Linked DNA regions of Homo sapiens: region 1 is linked to region 2. A link is a contact called in ENCODE Hi-C or POLR2A ChIA-PET data. All regions are on one chromosome and are shown on one strand. Each heading gives the region's core, a stretch centred on a gene start or an enhancer-like site at or near the end of the contact. The rest is flanking DNA. Distances are from core to core; before and after follow the strand shown. Region 1 overlaps MAD1L1 (mitotic arrest deficient 1 like 1). Region 2 overlaps MAD1L1 (mitotic arrest deficient 1 like 1).

Region 1 (2,700 bases), core at 128-2,627, 57 kb before region 2:
CCTCTCTCAATAGCTGATAGAACAACGGGCAAAAAATCAGGAGGACAAGGACCACATGATCAGCCAACTTGACCTATTTCACCTGGATAAATGCTTCGACTCTTAAGAGCAGGAGACCCAGTCTTTTCAGGAGCACTTGAACTATGTACCAAGAAGACCTCATGCTAAACCATAAAAGAAGGCTCAGTCTATTTAGGAATTTCATAATTCTAACTATGTTATAGGACCATCATGGAATTAAACTAGCAATCAGCACCAGAAAGTCATCTGGAAAATACTACTGACAAAAGCATCCAACACCATGAAATACACAGAGATGGAACGGAACAGGCCAAGAAAAACCTGCACGTGACAAGCTCCGAGCACTGTGAAGAGAGCTCCAGGGCAACCTCCACACAGGGAGAGAGAGAGGCCTTGTCCACAGGCTGGGAGACTCTGGGTGTTGGGAACGCACTTCTCCCCCAAATTAATCCACAGAATCAGCAACCTCAGTCAAAATCCCACAGGCTTCTTTGTACAAATTGGCAAGCTGATTCTAAAATTCATATGGAGATGTAATGGACCTAGAATAGAGAAAACAACATTGACAATGAAAAAGGAGGGGCTACCTAATTTCACCAACTACGTTAAAGCCGTAGTAATCACAACAGTGCAGTACTGGTCTGCAAGACAGACAGACCGATCAAACAAAACAGAGTCCAGAAATAGGAGCACAAACACAACCAATTTTTGAAAAATATATGAAGGCAATTCAGCGTAGAAAGGACAAACTCTTCAACAAATGGTTCTGGAACAACTGGGTGTTCTTGGGGGAAATAAAGAATTAAAATCTTGTACAATAAATGAAAATCCTGCTCAATCCTGAACCAAAAGTTACAAAGTTATTAAAAGAAAATACAGGAGAAAATCTTGTAAATTTGGGACAGCCAAAGATTTCTTAGCTATGATACCTGATAGGGTTTGGCTGTGTCCCCACCCAAATCTCATCTTGAATTGTAGCTCCCATAATCCCCATGTGTTGCGGGAGGGATATGGTGGGAGATAATGAATCAGAGGGCAGTTTCCCCCATACCATTCTCGTGTGTTGTGGGAGGGACATGGTGGGATATAATGAATCACAGGGCGGTTTCCCCCATACCATTCTCGTGTGTTGTGGGAGGGACATGGTGGGAGATAATGAATCACAGGGCGGTTTCCCCCATACCATTCTCGTGTGTTGTGGCAGGGACGTGGTGGGAGATAATGAATCACAGGGTGGTTTCCCCCATACCATTCTCGTGTGTTGTGGGAGGCCTGTGGTGGGAGATAATGAATCACAGGGCGGTTTCCCCCATACCGTTCTCACGTGTTGTGGGAGTGATGTGGTGGGAGATAATGAATCATAGGGCGGTTTCCCCCATACCATTCTCATCTATTGTGGGAAGGACACGGTGGGAGATAATGAATCACAGGGATGGTTTCCCACATACCATTCTCGTGGTCGTGAATAAGTCTCACAAGATCTGATTTTATAAGGGGTTTCCCCTTTGGCTTGGCTCTCATTCTCTCTTGTCTGCCACCATGTAAGATGTGCCTTTTGCCTGCTGCCATGATTGTGAGGCCTCCCCAGCCATGTAGAACTGTGAGTCCATTCAATCTCTTTTTCTTTATAAATTACTCAGTCCGGGTATGTCTTTATCAGCAGCATGAAAATGGACTAATATCCAAAGGATCATATATAACAGAAAACATTGAAAAATTGGACTTTATCATAAAAAAACTTCTCTTCAAAATACCTGATGAAAGAACGAAAAGACAAGACACAGACTGGGAGAAAATATTTGGAAAGCAAATAATCTGATAAAGGCCTTGTATCCAGAACATATAAAGAGCTCTCCCAAACTCAACAGTAAGAAAAATAATCAAATTTTAAAATGGACAAAAAAACAGGTGCTTTACCAAAGAAGATCTACAGATGACAAGTGAGCTGAATGAAAAGATGTTCAACATCATTAGTCATTTGTGAAATAAAAAATAAAAGGCCACAGTGAGACATGACTGCCAACCTATTAGAAAGCCTAAATGAAAACCTTTAAAAAACTAGCCGGGTGTGGTGGTGCACACCTGTAGTCCCAGCTACTCAGGAGGCTGGGGTGGGAGGATCACTTGAGCCCAGGAGTCAGAGGCTGCAGGCAGCTATGATCCCACCACTGCACTCCAGCCTGGGCAACAGAGCAAGACCCTGTCTGTAAAAGAAACATTTAAAAAAATAAAAGAGGGACTAAGGAAAAAGACTGTGCTGCATGCTGGTGAGGAGAAGCTGCACACCAACTACTCTGGAAGACGGGCAACCTCGGAACACGTTACACACGTGACCGCCAGCCACTCCACACTAGGCGTTTACCTGAAAGAAAACGAAGTCGATTTCTACATGGGACTTTATTTATAATATCCAGCAGTTTCAGAATAGCCAAAAACCAGAAAAACTCCAAATGTCCATCGCAAGGGAACGTATAAACTGGTGTCTCCATACGACAGAACACAACTCAGCAGTGAAGACAACACAGCTGTGTGCACAGTGATCTCTCCCCCAACCAGCCATGCTGCGTGGAAGAAGCAAAAAGAGGGAGACCACATGCTCCAGGACCAACGCCATGCCCAGAAGACTCGACAGCCGCCCGCCAATCTACAGTGATGGAAAGCACGTCGGCGGGTTTGGGG
Region 2 (2,700 bases), core at 151-2,650:
GCAAGAGAGATAATGACGCTCATTCCCTCATCAGCAGGTGCTCCGGCGCGCTAATTACCACAGAGCTTTTGAGTATAAGCCCCAAGCATGCCGATGATTCCCACGCAATGAGAGACAGATTCCCAAAGAGGCTGAGAACGCCATAGCAGGGGGCAGGACACCTGGGCAGCAGGGGCTGAGACAGTGGGCAGAATAGGGCCCAGTGCCCTTGGAAGAAGAAACCCAGGGCACAGCCCTTGGGCCTGGGCTTGGGAAGGGCAGGGGAGATCAGAGCAGCGAGACCAGGAAGCCGAGACAGAGACCAGGGCTGCGGGTGGTGAGAGCACCCACAGGAGCGGGAGACTGCAGGACGCCGGCCCTGTTGGAGGTGCTGCAGGCAGGGGAGATATGGACGGAGGCACCGCAGTGGGCAGAGACCGGCCCCGTGGCCCCCAAGCAGCGGTCACTTGAGGTGTGCATGCCCAGGCCAGCCCCCAAGTCAGACCCAACACACACACCCAACGAAGCCCACATCCTGCCTGGACCGTAACTAGATGTGTGACCTTGGGAAAAACAAAGAGCCTCTCTGAGTGTGAGGACACTCAACCACACAGGAGAGGGCAGAGAACGCCTCAGCCTCACTGCGAAGTTCAAATGCAGCATGGCACAGAAAACCAGGCACACGGAACCCGCATACACAGGCGATGAATGCACGGCAGCCACGGTGGTCACTTCTGTCCTCGCTGCTGTCTGCCTGGTTCTTCCACTATGACTACAGCTGCTCGTGAAAGATGGCCAGGAGAGCAGGCAGGTGGGGCAGGCGCGTCCCGCACGATGGGGACAGCCTCTGGCCATGGCCACGCCTGGTGAGGCAGGCGCCCAGCACTCCCTAAGTCCACACCATGGACACAGAGGGCTTCCCTCCTGGGAGTCAGTGGCAGCCTGAAGGGGCTGTGTGAGGCAGGCAGGCAGCTCCATATGCAGAGGCCCCTCCTTAGAGCCCCAGCACCAACCCCCACTTTCCAGAGAAGCCCAGAAGTAAGCTGAGTACCGCGTGCCCCCTCCAATGAAGCAGCAGCCCCTCACCCATCTTCCTCCCTCACCCAGCCTCCGCCACCCACTCCCGCCCGGCCTCTGCCACCAGTGCTGTGGAGCCTGCCTCCCTCCCTCCGCCCCCTCCAGCCCAAGGCCGAGGCCCACTCTGCAAGGGCTCCAAGGCTGTTCTGCACATGCGACATTCTCTGCAGGGCCTCTTCCCAAGCCCATCCCACCTCAGCTCAGCCACCTCCACCCAACTCTGAGTCACTCCACAACTTCTCCTTTTTTTAGAAAAGGAAATGTATGGTCATAAATAGCTGAAAAGCCCTGTTCTAATTACCTCTCCCGACGCATGGAGCCACCACAAGAAACTGAATAGATTCAGGCGGGAACGTGGGGCTGCAGACACGGCTCTGCCCACTGACGCCGGCACCATCTCCTCGCTGCCACCCGCCTCCCCAGAGTCCTCTGCCCACTCTTTCCCCAGACCCCCAGTCACCAGCCTGGACAGGTCTGCTGTGACCCCAGCAGCAAGATCGCCCCAGACAGGAGAAGGCCCTGCTGGGACAGAGGCTGGGAGAGGCAGGAGGCCTCTCTCTGGAACCCTCATCCCAGCTGGTCGTTTCCCAAATGAGCAGGACTCTGGCATCCGTGGGGCCCATCGAGAACATGATGACAGGCGAAAGCGGCAGTAATAAGCGCCTCGGAGGACCCACGCGGGTCAGACAGTCCTGCGCTCCAATCTGACACAGACCAGCTGTGCACCCTTGGGCAAGGGACCTAACGTCTCTGAACCCACCCTCCTTGTGCAAAACGGGGGCACGAATGCCCCAAAGAGTGCTTAAAAGGTGCACCAGGATTAATAAGTACATGGAGACAGCACCCGTCAATGGAAAGGGCAGCAAGGAGGGCCACTTACGGCCACAGGGGTTGGGGGTGGGGGTCGGGCTGCCCGGCCCAGCCCCAGCCACCCCCCACACAAGGCCACGCCTCGCCACCCTCCACCCACGCAAGGCCACGCCTCACCACCCCCAACGCAAGGCCACGCCTCGCCACGCCACAGTGCTGAGTGCACATGAGGCGGCGTCCCTGTGCTCGGCCCACGCCTGCTCCTGGGCCGGATGCCCTGGCCCCCACAACCAACTACAGAACGCTTCGCCTCCTGTCTGTCCCTCGCTTCTCTTTCCTGGGCCTGCTGCCCCTAAACGAGGTTTTTTTTTTTGACAACTGACTGTTTTCAAGTATGATTCACTCAGGCAGATTTTAATTGGTGACATCAGCACAGCATGCTAATGCTACATATGACTTAAGCACACGTTACCTCATTTGATCTTCAGAACCGCCAGGCAGGCACAGGGCTGAGGGAAGAGGACTCAGCAGCTGCGAGCTGTTGTGGCTGCCCTGTCGCTCAGACCACGGAGGGGCAGAGCCCCGGCTGGTGCTGCAAACAGAGGAGCCGCCCAGGCTGCGGCCCTACAGTCCCGGGGTCAGCGCCCAGCCCGGGGAGGCAGTGCCATGGACAGCCTCACTGGTGAGACCACTGGAAGTGGCTCTCCATGATCGGGGGGGGCACTAACCCCCGCTCTGGGCTGCCGGAAGGAGGAACTCACGAGGCCCGAGATTGCTATCCACAGCCCCAGCGTGACCCCAGCATTCCCATCAAGGCGTGCACCCGGCCCCGGC

Evidence for each region. Hi-C counts contacts between places; a loop is a spot of excess contacts on that map. ChIA-PET counts read pairs that join two places held with the same protein, here RNA polymerase II (POLR2A). Pooled maps may share reads with other maps.
Region 1: a loop to region 2 is called in a pooled map, with 2.1 times the contacts of the local background. The contact joins two enhancer-like sites. A Hi-C loop is called at or near these places in 2 of 168 maps with a recorded cell type or tissue (Right ventricle myocardium inferior and lower leg skin) and 5 of 50 pooled maps. POLR2A ChIA-PET finds 5 or more read pairs at or near these places in 3 of 52 experiments (A673, H1 and activated T-cell).

What each region holds. Positions count from the first base shown.
Region 1 is chr7:1,960,719-1,963,418 of GRCh38, forward strand. All of the region lies in intron 15 of MAD1L1 (mitotic arrest deficient 1 like 1), which reads right to left. Among named protein-coding and RNA genes, the nearest start is that of MIR4655, 120 kb to the left of the region's middle. RefSeq lists an enhancer at 583-1,782. Within about 2 kb of position 1,378, at least 3 of the 41 ENCODE cell types and tissues checked have a DNase peak (open chromatin) inside an H3K27ac peak, as active enhancers do.
Region 2 is chr7:2,017,676-2,020,375 of GRCh38, forward strand. All of the region lies in intron 12 of MAD1L1 (mitotic arrest deficient 1 like 1), which reads right to left. Among named protein-coding and RNA genes, the nearest start is that of SNORA114, 70 kb to the right of the region's middle. RefSeq lists a silencer at 1,937-1,986 and enhancers at 2,127-2,276, 2,318-2,700. Within about 2 kb of position 1,401, at least 22 of the 41 ENCODE cell types and tissues checked have a DNase peak (open chromatin) inside an H3K27ac peak, as active enhancers do.